Linked DNA regions of Homo sapiens: region 1 is linked to region 2. A link is an interaction called in ENCODE POLR2A ChIA-PET data of the cell type or tissue named here. Cell type or tissue: MCF 10A. All regions are shown on one strand. Links, peaks and the distances in the headings refer to the core of each region. The heading gives the core; the rest is flanking DNA. Region 1 overlaps RAB40C (RAB40C, member RAS oncogene family). Region 2 holds the start of PIGQ (phosphatidylinositol glycan anchor biosynthesis class Q).

Region 1 (6,108 bases), core at 381-5,380, 51 kb before region 2:
CCTGGTCTTGCTGGGCTCCACGCCCGACTGTCGTGTGCACAGTGACCAGCATGCCCAGGCGTAGGCCGTGGGACAGTGCAGGGTGCAGAGCCGGGGCCACAGGAGGGGCGGCAGGCGGGAATCCAGAGCCTACCCGGGGCCCAGGTACCTCCATCCAGCCTGCCTTCCCCGGGAGGGCTCCCCGGACCCAGGCCTACCTCATCGATCTCCTTGATCCAGCGGTCGATGCCGTCAAAGGACCAGCGGTTGGTGATGTCATACACCAAGAGGATCCCCTGCAACAGAGACTTGGGGGTCATCAGGGGTCACTGACACGCATGGCCAGCCCAGGCCCAGGGACGCTCAGGTGCAGGGGCCTCAGTTCCCGGGCAGGGCCAAGGATGCTTATTACTTGGCGGATGGGCAGATGAGCCATGCCCTCCAGGCAGAGCTGGTGCAGCCCTGCCCCTCACCCCTGCCCTCACCTGGCAGGACTGCAGCAGGGGGGTGGGCGCCTTCCATGGTGTCAGAAATGCCGCTTCCCCTCCCTCCCCTGGAGCCATCAGCCTGTGGAAGTTTCCTGGGCAGGCAGATGCGGGGTTCTGGCAGCCGGGGGACGTGCAGCTGTGGAAGCTAAGTGTCCTCTCGGCCAGTCCATCAGTGAATCCCCCCGGGAGTACCTGGGACAGAGCTGAGTGGGGGCATTTCTGAGTTTTCCAACCTAAAACTTGCAGAGCAGAATGCCAGTCCCTCCAGGACAGTTTCTGTGAAGCTCCCCCAGCCAGGCAGAGCAGGTTTTGCCACGGGGACTTTTTGCCACATCCCTTAGAGACCAATTACTTGGAGCTCAGCTCTGGGCTGTTTCCACCTGCCCTAAATATCTCGGCAGTGACAGTCATGGCTCTCCAGCAGCACAGGGGAGCACACTGCTCACACTCAGAGCCCTGTCGGGCGAAACGGTGACATCACAGGCCCATTCCCCTATGCCCGCCTCTCCCCAACGTCCACTCCCACCCTACAATTCTGCAACCAGATCCAGCCAATGAGCTGTGATCCACCCTACTCCTAGGCTGACAAAACCTTCACGTAATGGAAGAGCCTATCACACAAGAGGCTGAGGCTGAAAGAAGAGGGCACTGTCCATCTGAAAATTAGGGTTTTTAGAGCCTCTTAGAACCATCTTTCGATATCTGGAAGACTGAAGTGTAGCCCCAGGTCCTGTTTAGAACAAGGTTGACATTACTAAGCTCCCAGGGCGAAGGCCTTGCTCAGGATGGAGCGACAGCTCAGGAAGGACACCTCTCGCTGAGGGAGACCCTTCGAGGCCAGAGATGGCCAAGTCAGTCTGGTGGGCGATAAATGATAAGATTCAGAATAAACAAATGCACACCCAGGGGTTAACCCTGGAGGTTGGGGCACAGGGACTGGGGCTGGCTCATTTGCTGCTGGGGGAGGTGGAGAGACTGGGGAGTGGGCCACCAAAGCGTACAACACAGCCCACTCTCCCTAGTGGCAACCTCCCGCATGGCAACCTCCCGCATGGCAAGCCCACAACTCAGAAGTAACTGAGGATGTGTGTCACAGTGGCGCTGATAACAACGACAAGCCAGACACAAATTAAATGTCCAGCCTCAGGGGACAGCTGAGTAAGCGGCAGTGAAATGTACCGTGCAGATGCTGAAGACAGCAGCAGTGCATGTAAAAGCGTGCATGCTGGCCAAGGAGAGATGTGCAACCCAGGTGAGGTAAGAACGCAGGTCCCAGCACTGCGGATGGCATTTTCTTTTTTTTTGAAACAGGGTCTCACTCTGTCAGCCAGGCTGGGGTTCATGCAGTGGCACGATCATGGCTCACTGCAGCCTGATATTCTGAGCCTCAGCTTCCTGAGTGGCTGGGAATACAGGTGTGAACCACCACATCTGGCTAAGTTTTTTTAAACATTTTTTAGAGATGGGATCTTGCTATGTTGCCCAGGCTGGTCTTGAACCCCTGGCCTCAAGTGATCCTCCTGCCTCAACTTCCTAAAGTGCTGGGATCAGAGGTGTGAGCCACTGTGCCCAGCCCAGCATGATTTCTTTTTTTTTTTTTTTTGAGACGGAGTCTCACTCTGTCGCCCAGGCTGGAGTGCAGCCGCACGATCTCCGCTTCCGGGTTCACGCCATTCTCCTGCCTCAGTCTCCTGAGTAGCTGGGACTACAGGCGCCCGCCACCATGCCCGGCTAATTTTTTTGTATTTTTTTTTAGTAGAGACAGGGTTTCACCGTGTTAGCCAGGATGGTCTTGATCTCCTGACCTCCCGATCTGCCCACCTCGGCCTCCCAAAGTGCTGGGATGACAGGCGTGAGCCACCGCGCCCGGCCCAGCATGATTTTTAAAAAATAAAAGTATGAACACACAACACATTACACTGAAGAAGTTTATATGGACATAAAACAAATGCTAAAAGGCTGGAGAGGGGTAACTTTTGATGCTGACCTGTTTTCTGTGGCAAACACCCCTATTCGCATGACACTGAAAACTCTAGAAAGAGAGCAGAAGGCCCGCCTCCCGGCTGATGGGCTGCCTCAGGCTCCAAGTGTGCTGTGACGCGGGGGGCCCTGGCCACACCTCCCGGCTGCTGCCCTGAGCGGGCCCCCACTTCCTGGGATGGCCATGTCTGAGGAGTAGGGGTTACGGGCAGGGGCGATGGCACAGGAGGACCCGGAGGCTTGCTCCGGCGTGGGTCACAGTGAGGCCGCAGGGACCCAAATGACCACGGAGTGAGAAACCAAAAGGAGACTCTCGGTGACCAGCAGCCGCCTAACGAACGGCACCCTAAGCACCCTCAGCTGCGTGTCTCAAGGGGCAGAGCACGGGACAAACAGACTCTTCCACTGCCTTCTGTTTTCTAAAACTGATCTGATTTTTAAAAAACTAGCGACTTCGGCCAGGCGCCGTGGCTCACGCCTGCGATCCCAGCACTTTGGGAGGCCGAGGCAGGCGGATCACGAGGTCAAGAGATGGAGACCATCCTGGCCAACATGGTGAAACCCCGTCTCTACTAAAAATACAAAAATTAGCTGGACGCGGTGGTGCACACCTAGTTCTAGCTACTCGGGAGCCTGAGGCAGGAGAATGGCGTGAACCCGGGAGGCGGAGGTTGCAGTGAGCCGAGATCGCGCCACGGCACTCCAGCCTGGCGACAGAGCCAGACCGTGTCTCAAAAAACAAAACAAAAGAACGAGCGAGTGCTCTAGGGGATGAGTCAGGACGCGCGCTCGCCCTGCTCTAGGCCCCTCTAGGAGCCGCCCTGACAGTCAGTTTCCTCAGCGTCTACAGACGTGTCCACGGTGCCGCTCATGCCTCGCGGGCGGGGTCAAGGGGGTGGAGGCACTTGGCGCTGCTCCCACCCGCACGCCCTGAGCTCAGGCCCAGCACCCCCGCCTGCTCGTGAACTGGTACTGCGCCAGCTCTTGGGTAACGGTGGCAATATGCATCTGAGCACGTTTACACCTTTTTTTGATCAACTCGACCTACACGATAAATTCCCAGAAGTAGAACTGCTGGGCCTAAGAGTGGGTGTCCTTTTTGCTATCATTTTTTACTGAGCTGTAACTTACAAAGCACAAAATACAAAGATCCGAGGTTTGAACATTTTGATGAATTTTGACAAACACATGCCCCTTCCACCCATGTGGCTGAAGCTCCCAAGGTACAGCCAGCGAGAGTGAAGCCCTCCTCCTGCATCCCTGCACCCAGGCTCTGCCCAGGAGCAACTGACATGTAAAATGGGAGCTACTGCCAAGCCGCGCCCACTCACATCCACCCGCCCACCTGTGTGCCGACAAGCCAGCAGCACGTGTGCCTCCCGTACCACGCTCCACATAAACCCCCTCTCAGGGAAACAAATCCACACCTTTGTCCTGAAGCAGACATGGCACTTGGCCACAGCCTTCCTGGCACTAAGCCCGCTGACCCCAAATTCTCAGCTAAACAGGATGGCACATCCCGTCAGCCACACTGCAGTTACAAGGAGCCTACCCCACCCTCCACACACCAAGGGACCTGCACCTGGGTGACCCACTCATCCCACCAGCGGGTTGTGGCACCCGCTTCTGAGAGGGGCCGTCTCAGATCACAGCAACAGAATATGCAAACACGACCATGAAGTCTAGGGAGCCCGGCCTTCGGCGGCACGTGAAGGGCCTCGCGGGAAGAGCCGCGGGACTGCTGCTGTGTGACAGGTGACGGCAGCGGGGAGTGGCCGGTGGCCTTTGCTGGTGCCATCTGCAAGACCCAGGCCGCGGGGACCTTCCAGGCCTCTCCACTCTCTAACGGAGGGAGGCAGAGTGACAAATCCCGGCTGGGACAGACAGTCCTTGCTAGTCTGTGTCTCATCAGGGGCGGCGGGAGAAACCCTGCTGCAAACCTGGGCTCTGCACCTCGGCTGGATGCACCCGCACCTCACCGCTGCTCACCAGGCAGGAGAGACACAGGACAGGGCTGGGCTCCCGGGGTGGCCCAAATGCTCAGTCACGGCGGTCAGAGGCCCGCCTGGAGACTCAGGTGCTTCTCCCGGGGCAAGGAAGCACCTGGCACCCTCAACCCAGGACCAACATGTGCACCTGGGTCTGTAACCTGCTCCTCGCATGTGGAAAATGACAGCTCAGAATTTCCAGAGTTAACAAGACAAAACAAAGACATAACCAGTTGTGCCAGATGCTTTGGAAAGAACACGGAGATGATAACAGAGCTTGCTTTCCAGGACCTCAGCCTGGCAAATGCAGAGCTTATGAACTGCTTTTTTCTTTTTTAGTTCTCATGCAGCTGAACAGAAATCACGACTGTACTGGCCTCGTGTCCCACAGACCTCCCTGTGTGGGAGCTGGGATGCCTGCGGTGGAGCCCGTCGGGGGGGGTGGCTGGGATGCCCGCGGTGGAGCCCGTCGGCGGGGGGCTGGGATGCCCGCGGTGGAGCCCGTCGGCGGGGGGCTGGGATGCCCGCGGTGGAGCCCGTCGGCGGGGGGCTGGGATGCCCGCGGTGGAGCCCATCGGGGGGGGCTGGGATGCCCGCGGTGGAGCCCGTCGGGGGGGGGCTGGGATGCCCGCGGTGGAGCCCGTCGGGGGGGGCTGGGATGCCCGCAGTGGAGCCTGTCAGGTTCAGCCTCCCTGCTGCCTTTTCCAGTATCTCCCCAACAACCCTTTATTGTCATCCAACATAACTGCGCCCCATATTTTTTAATACCAAAATAGTATATGTTTATTGCAGAAAAATCACGAAATACTTAAAAGCAAAAGGAAGACAAGAAGGCATTTTTGTAGATGTAAATCACCCACACAGCTCCTCCTTTTTTTTTGAGATGGAGTTTCACTCGTCGCCCAGGTTGGCGTGCAATGGCACAATCTCGGCTCACTGCAACCTCCACCTCCTGGGTTCAAGCGATTCTCCTGCCTCAGCCTCCTAAGTAGCTGGGATTATAAGCGCCCGCCACCATGCTCGGCTAATTTTTGTATTTTTCGTAGAGATGGGGTTTCACCATGTTGGTCAGGTTGGTCTCCAACTCTTGACCTCGTGATCTGTCTGCCTTGGCCTCCCAAAGTGCTGGGATTACAGGCGTGAACCACCGCACCAGCCCCAACTCCTCTTTCAATAGCAGGCAGGGCCCATGGAATGCATCCTTGAGCCTGCCCGTCTTCCACCTGCCTGCTCCACGAATCACGGCCATGTTGCTCCAGTTCTCACAGGGATGGCACGGAGCCTGCAGGCCCTTCTGCTCCCATGAGGGAGCTGCCAACATCTCCGAGGGAACTCCCAGGACAGGGTGCGACCCAGCCCGCCCTGGCGTCCTTCCCACCCACCGCCAGCAGGTAGAAGACATCAGATCCAACACCGACTACACTTCAGTGTAGAAATGGAAGGAAATGAGCTTGCCATGGGACGAAGCTCCAGTGTCCATCCCCCTCGCACCTGGGCAGCTTCCTGCCCAGAGCGGACCCACCTGAGCCAGAAGCTGCATGGCACAGACCTGAACCTTCCCCCAAGAAGGATCCAGACCCAGACCCAGGCGGCCTCCCTGGGCCCACATGGGGGGCTCCAGGCTCACGAACTGGCCCCGGAGGGGCTCTCCTGGCTCTTCCAGAACTCTTAGG
Region 2 (5,845 bases), core at 439-5,438:
TCCAGAACGTGCCGCCTCTCTCCCGGCACAGCCGCAGCCAGGGCTCATGGGGGAAGACAGCACCCAGGCTCTCCAGGAAGCGGCCCAGGCTCTCCTCGGGCTCCTGCCGGCAGTGGCACCAGGTGCCCAGCACGGCCACGCCCACCTGGCTGGCCTGCCGCACCTGGGCCAGGAGCTGCTTGACCTGGATGGGGATGAAGGGAAAGTGCAGGACCGCCAGGACCACGGCGCTGCTCTGCTCCGGCACCCACCGTCCCACCAGCAGCCCGCTGTCCGTCGAGACGCAGCACGTGGGGAAGAAGGCCTTGAGCACCATGCCGGGAGGCTGGAAGAGAAGAGGAGAGGCTCGGCTCAGAGCTGCTGCTGCCCCCCCACCGTGGGCTGCGGGATGTTGCACAGACGGCCTGACAGGTGCAGCCACAGGGCCCCAGGTCGGGGCACCTCAGCTTCAAGTTCGGTGGTGGACGCCGTAGGGCTCCTTGGCTGCCGCCTCGCGTGGGCCATGCTTCTCCAAGGGGCAGCCAGAGTGCTGGCCCCAAGTCCACCCCAGGCCCAGCTCAGCCCCACCCGCACGAGGCAGGACGCACATGCAGCCACCAGGCCTGCCCTCCCATTTCCAGGCCGGCCCAGGGCACGGCCTCCTCGGCACCACCTGACGCGGCTGTGGGGCCGAACCGAACTCCAGGCTTCTTAGTTTTAAGAAACCTGATTAGAGAGGTGTGCTTAAAGGTGTAGCACGAGGAGAACTGTACAATCTCATTAGCAAGGTCACGCCAATTGAAACCTTGACAAACCATGATTCACGTATTAAGCAAGAATAAAGATGAAAATGTAAAATGATGTGCTGCTGGGCTGTGGAAACTACCTCGTGCGCACGGCGGGCAGCCCCCCAGAAGGTCCCTGCCTCCCACAAGCCCCTCCCTGGGGGCAGGAAGGACCTGCCTCGTTGCTCAGGGCACACAGGGCTTCGGCCTCCACTCTGACCCCCGCCCACGGTGGCACCCGGCAGTGCCTGGCCCTCCCTGACATCCCCACAGCCACCCCAGGGCAGGGCTCCCTCAGGGAGCATTTTCTCTCCAGGATATATTTCTCCAACGACATGGGTGCCTAGAAACGGGGAGAGAGAGGCTTACAGGTCCCGGAGGTGTGGAGAAACTGCATCCTGCACTCTCAGGCTGAGGGACACCAGCCTTCCAAGGTGGCTGTTGAGTAGGAAGCCACCTGAGCTACCGCGGTTCCCAGGCCCTGGGCCTCTCCTCCCCCTTTCTCACAGGCCCCTGCGGAGCCATGCAGCCAGCTGGGGCTCCTTCTCCACTGATGCCTTCCCTGGCGGGGCCCCACAGGGCAGGAGGACTCCCTAGCGGTGGGGGCACTACTGGCCGGCTGGCTGGGCCGCTCGCCTTCCTCAGACACAGAAAGCCCCATCTCGCCTGCACGAAGAGTGGAGCGGCCACCCTGAGCAGAGACCCCCCACGCTGGAGCCACACTCGAGGGAGGGACATAGCTTGGCCTGAGCCTGGGTCTGGAGGTCCCAGCGCCCACCACGCCCTTAGGGACGAGGGAACAGAGCGGGACGCCTGGAGGTCGCAGTGCCCACCACATCCTTAGGGACGAGGGAACAGAGCGGGACGCCTGGAGGTCCCAGTGCCCACCACATCCTTAGGGACGAGGGAACAGAGCGGGACGCCTGGAGGTCCCAGTGCCCACCACGCCCTTAGGGACGAGGGAACAGAGTGGGATGCCTGGAGGTCTCAGAGCCCACCACGCCCTTAGGGATGAGGGAACAGACCAGGATGCCTGGAGGTCTCAGAGCCCACCACATCCTTAGGGACGAGGGAACAGAGCAGGATGCACACGTCGGGGTGGTGTGACCTGTAAGTCCTCTCCCGAAGCTTGGAGGGGCTCTGGAAGAGGCCTCACACGGAAATGCCTGGGGCTTAAGAGGCCCCTGGTGCAGCTGCTCTCCTCCCCTGCAGGCAGCCCGCACTGGGGCTGGAGGATCCAGTCACTCAAGGCGGTGGGTTCTAGCTGAAAAGGGACCTTCTGGGTCAGGCTGCAGAACTCCTCAAATGCCCATTTCCTCAGTGGTCAGAGAGGGCAGGCGGCGGGTGGATGCCTGGAGGCCAGCTGACGTGAGGCACCAAGGACATCGTGAGAGGGACAAAGTGATTCTGCCTGCAAGGGGCCCAGCGTGTCTGGCTGTGTGACCACCATAGGGGACCACCCAGTACAGCCCACCTTTCACACCAGCTCAGCCCAGGGACCCATCACGCCCTGCTGGGGAAGAGCTTTCACAGGGACTAAGGAAAACTGCCCACAGATATCGTCGGAAAAGAAACACAATGGGTCTAACAGTAAACAGATGTTCTAGGGGGAGCTGGTTCTGCGGTGGGCTCACTTTGGGTAAATTCACCGAGCTACGTGCTCACGATCTGTGCGCTTTCTTTGTGTGTATTCTTTGTGCTTCATCTACAAAGTTTACCTTAAAAAAAAAAAGTGCCTTGTGTCTACCGAAGGAGATGGGAGGGCAGAAGCTACTCTTCTCTGTCGAGTAGTGAGAGAAAACTCAACGTACTGTGGGGCAAACGCCCATCACACTCCCACCTCAGCCTCTGGGACGGTCGGCGGCACAAAGAAGCCTGCACTAGCAGCTGCTGGGATCACACAGCCAGAGGAAGATGAAAGAGAAGCGATCGATAGCAGAGGAGGTATGGGACGGGAGAAAGCAACGTGAGCATCTTTAAAGACTGAGGAAACACACACACACACACACACACACGGGCGCCAGGCTAGCCACACACACACACACACACACACACGGGCACCAGGCTAGCCAGACACACACACACACAGGCGCCAGGCTAGCCAGACACACACACACACACACACACACACACACACAGGCTAACCAGACACACACAGGCTAGCCAGACACAAACACACACACACACACACAGGCTAACCAGACACACACAGGCTAGCCAGACACACACACACGGGCACCAGGCTAGCCACGGGTCCCAGGCTAGCCAGACACACACACACACACGGGCACCAGGCTAGCCATGGTTGCCAGGCTAGCCAGACACACACACACACACGGGCGCCAGGCTAGCCACACACACACACACAGGCTAGCCAGACACACACACACACACACAGGCTAACCAGACACACACAGGCTAGCCAGACACACACACACACACACACGGGCGCCAGGCTAGCCACGGGTGCCAGGCTAGCCAGACACACACACACACACACGGGCACCAGGCTAGCCAGACACACACACACACACACACACACACACACACACACACACACACACACACACACACACACACACACACACGGGCGCCAGGCTAGCCAGAAGAGCTTCCTCTGCTAAGAATGAGCCCGAGTGCTCTTGAGAAGCCATTCCCAGACCAGGCAGGTAGGGAGGTCGACCATATAAAGTAGTAAGACTAAGACTTCCCTCTCCTCCCCGTGAATGAGGGAATGGGGGCACCCCAGCCCAGTTAGGACGGGCCAGGGCCATCTCTGGCTGAGCCGCCCCTCCCTGCCACCGCTCCACAAGAGCTCTGGAGAATTTGCGTTTCCCAGCGCCTTGTTTGAAAAATAAACACCAACCTGGCGCGGTGGCTCACGCCTGTAATCCCAGCACTTTGGGAGGCCGAGGCGGGCGGATCACTTGAGGTCAGGAGCTTAAGACCAGCCTCGATGGGGGTGAAACCAAGTCTCTACTAAAAATACAGAAATTAGCCGGGCGTGGTGGTGGGCACCTGTAATCCCAGCTACTGGGGAGGCTGAGGCAGGAGAATCGCTGGAACCCGGGAGGCAGCGGTTGCAGTGACCCGAGATCGCGCCATTGCACTCCAGCCTGGGCGACAGAGCGAGACTCCCTCTCAAAATAAATAAATAATGAAAAACAAACACGAGTTCAGCCTGGGCAACATGGTGAGACCCCGTCTCAAAACAAACAAACAAACAAACTTGCTTGCCTTCCTCAAGCAGGGCCTTCCCCTCTCATTTGGGAAGAGCCTACGATTCCGTTTTTTGCCCTTTCCTGCAAACCGGGACAACTGCGAAGGGCCCACAGCCAGGCCCGGGCCGCCGACCGCCCTTGCACAGGGTCCACAGGGGCCCAGGTCGGCGCGGGCCCGGGGGCGGCCCCACTTCTGGGAGGAGAAAGCAGCGGCGCCGCGGGCGGGAGTGCGGAGCCCCCAGCCCAGGCCCGGAGCCGCAGGGGCGCTGCCCGAGGTCCCGCCGCGCGCCGCCCACCCCCCCTGCTCACCGGGTGCTTCCGGGGCCGCGCGCTCGGGCGGCGGGGTCCGGATGGGGTTGGGGACCCCGATGGGCGGGCCCGGGCAGACGACGGCGCTCGCTGCCTCCAGCCCCGCCGCGGGACCCGAGCCCCACTTCCGCCGGCTCCGCGCGTTGCCGCGCGACGGTCCGGCCCCCAAAGGCGCCCGGGCTGCCCGCCCGCCCGCCCGACCCGAGCGTTCCGCGGCGCAGCGTGCCCGCCCAGTCCCCAGGCCCGGACCTCCCGAGCCTGCCTCCGGGCCGCCAGCCCCGCGTCAGCTCGGTTTCCTCACCTGAGAAACTGACTGGACCTGGCCTTCGTGGAACCCGGACCCCGCCTGGCTCCCAGCCTCCCCAAGTGAACAGGTCCCCAGGCCCTGCGGGATTCCAGGAAGGCCCCAGCCCCAGCCCGGTCCCGCCCCCGTCACTCTGTTGTCTGCAGAGGGGCCGCCCCCAGATCCCCAAGGCCAGTGGTGCCGGGAATTTTGAGCCCTGGTAGGACCAGCCCAGAGGCTGCCGCCAGCGATCGTCAGGAGAGAACACACAGGCGTCCAGCCCCTCCCGATCCCAGGAACAAGACCCCAGCCCAGACCTCAGCGGCAACTCCGTTTATTGAGCACCTAACTACATTGCGCAGTTAGTCCCCCACCCACAGGACCCAGACATATGAGGGACCTCTCAGGGGGGATGTCCTGTGATACAGGGGAGCCCCACCTCCCCACCCCACAGGGGTAGAGCCAGACACCGTCCCCTCCCAGCTCCCTCCCCCATACAGGCCCTTCCCTGGACCCCAGACCCACGGAGTAACCCAGACGCCTCTCCTTTCACGCCTCATTTCCCCACTTGTAAAATGGGAGGAGAGGGTTAGACCCCTATTTTTTCTCAGTTTTCCAAAGCAGCAGGAGTCTCTCCTTGTAGGAAGCTCCCCCAGACCCTCCCAGCACGGCTGCACTGGGAGGACAAACAGCATGGAGCTGTTTGTCCCTGTCTGCAGAATGAAGGCCCAGACAGCTTTCATTCATGGGGACGCGGAAGAAAAGGCATCCAGGGTTCAGCCAGCCATGGGCCTCCAGACACTCCAGGGTTGCCTCCCCCTTACCTCTGCCAGGCCCAGAGAAGCTACTGGAGGCTCAGGACTCTAGGTCCCTCTGAGGTTGGGGACATTTAGGGGCCACACCCCTGCCCCAGGCCGCCCCGCCCAGCCCAGCCCAGCCACACCCTCCCTGCCTGTCTGCCCCCGATTAGGAGGCCTGGGCAGGGGCACCTGGTGGGAGAGTCTGCCTAGCTGTGTGCCGGCAGCTGGCCCAGGATCTCAAGGCTTCAGCTGCCAGCCCCAAAGTCCAGGCACAGGGCCTGAGGGGGTGTGGGGGGCATGAATGCAGGGGCCAGGGCACTGAATGGGGACAGCAGAGAGCAGCCCTGGCTGGGGAGGCTGCAGGCCTGGCAGGGGCAGCCTGGGAAGCAGACTCAGGGCTGCTCCTGAGATCCGGAGCCTCACCAGCAGGAGAACTCGAGCCAAGCCCAGGGCCCAGCCCAGGTGGTG

Evidence for each region. Peaks named below come from ENCODE experiments on the same cell type or tissue, not always from the same donor. Only the 100,000 strongest peaks of a DNase experiment are listed, where the experiment ranks them.
Region 1: POLR2A ChIA-PET joins it to region 2 with 7 read pairs; 18 of 35 experiments call an interaction of 5 or more read pairs at or near these places.

Annotation. Positions count from the first base shown.
Region 1 is chr16:619,599-625,706 of GRCh38, reverse strand. RAB40C (RAB40C, member RAS oncogene family) reads right to left here. Exons shown (of 6, transcript NM_021168.5): 4 at 198-275. Among named protein-coding and RNA genes, the nearest start is that of WFIKKN1, 8.3 kb to the left of the region's middle. RefSeq lists an enhancer at 3,253-4,006. In MCF 10A, for the core only: no CTCF peak of the experiment used is centred there; a DNase peak (open chromatin) is centred at 3,336.
Region 2 is chr16:568,546-574,390 of GRCh38, reverse strand. It overlaps NHLRC4 (NHL repeat containing 4), which reads right to left. Exons shown (of 2, transcript NM_001301159.2): 2 at 4,896-5,845. It overlaps PIGQ (phosphatidylinositol glycan anchor biosynthesis class Q), which reads right to left and starts at 4,423. Exons shown (of 11, transcript NM_004204.5): 1 at 4,295-4,423; 2 at 1-325. The coding sequence starts at 316. RefSeq lists an enhancer at 2,582-3,476 and silencers at 4,107-4,326, 4,397-4,556. In MCF 10A, for the core only: no CTCF peak of the experiment used is centred there; no DNase peak of the experiment used is centred there.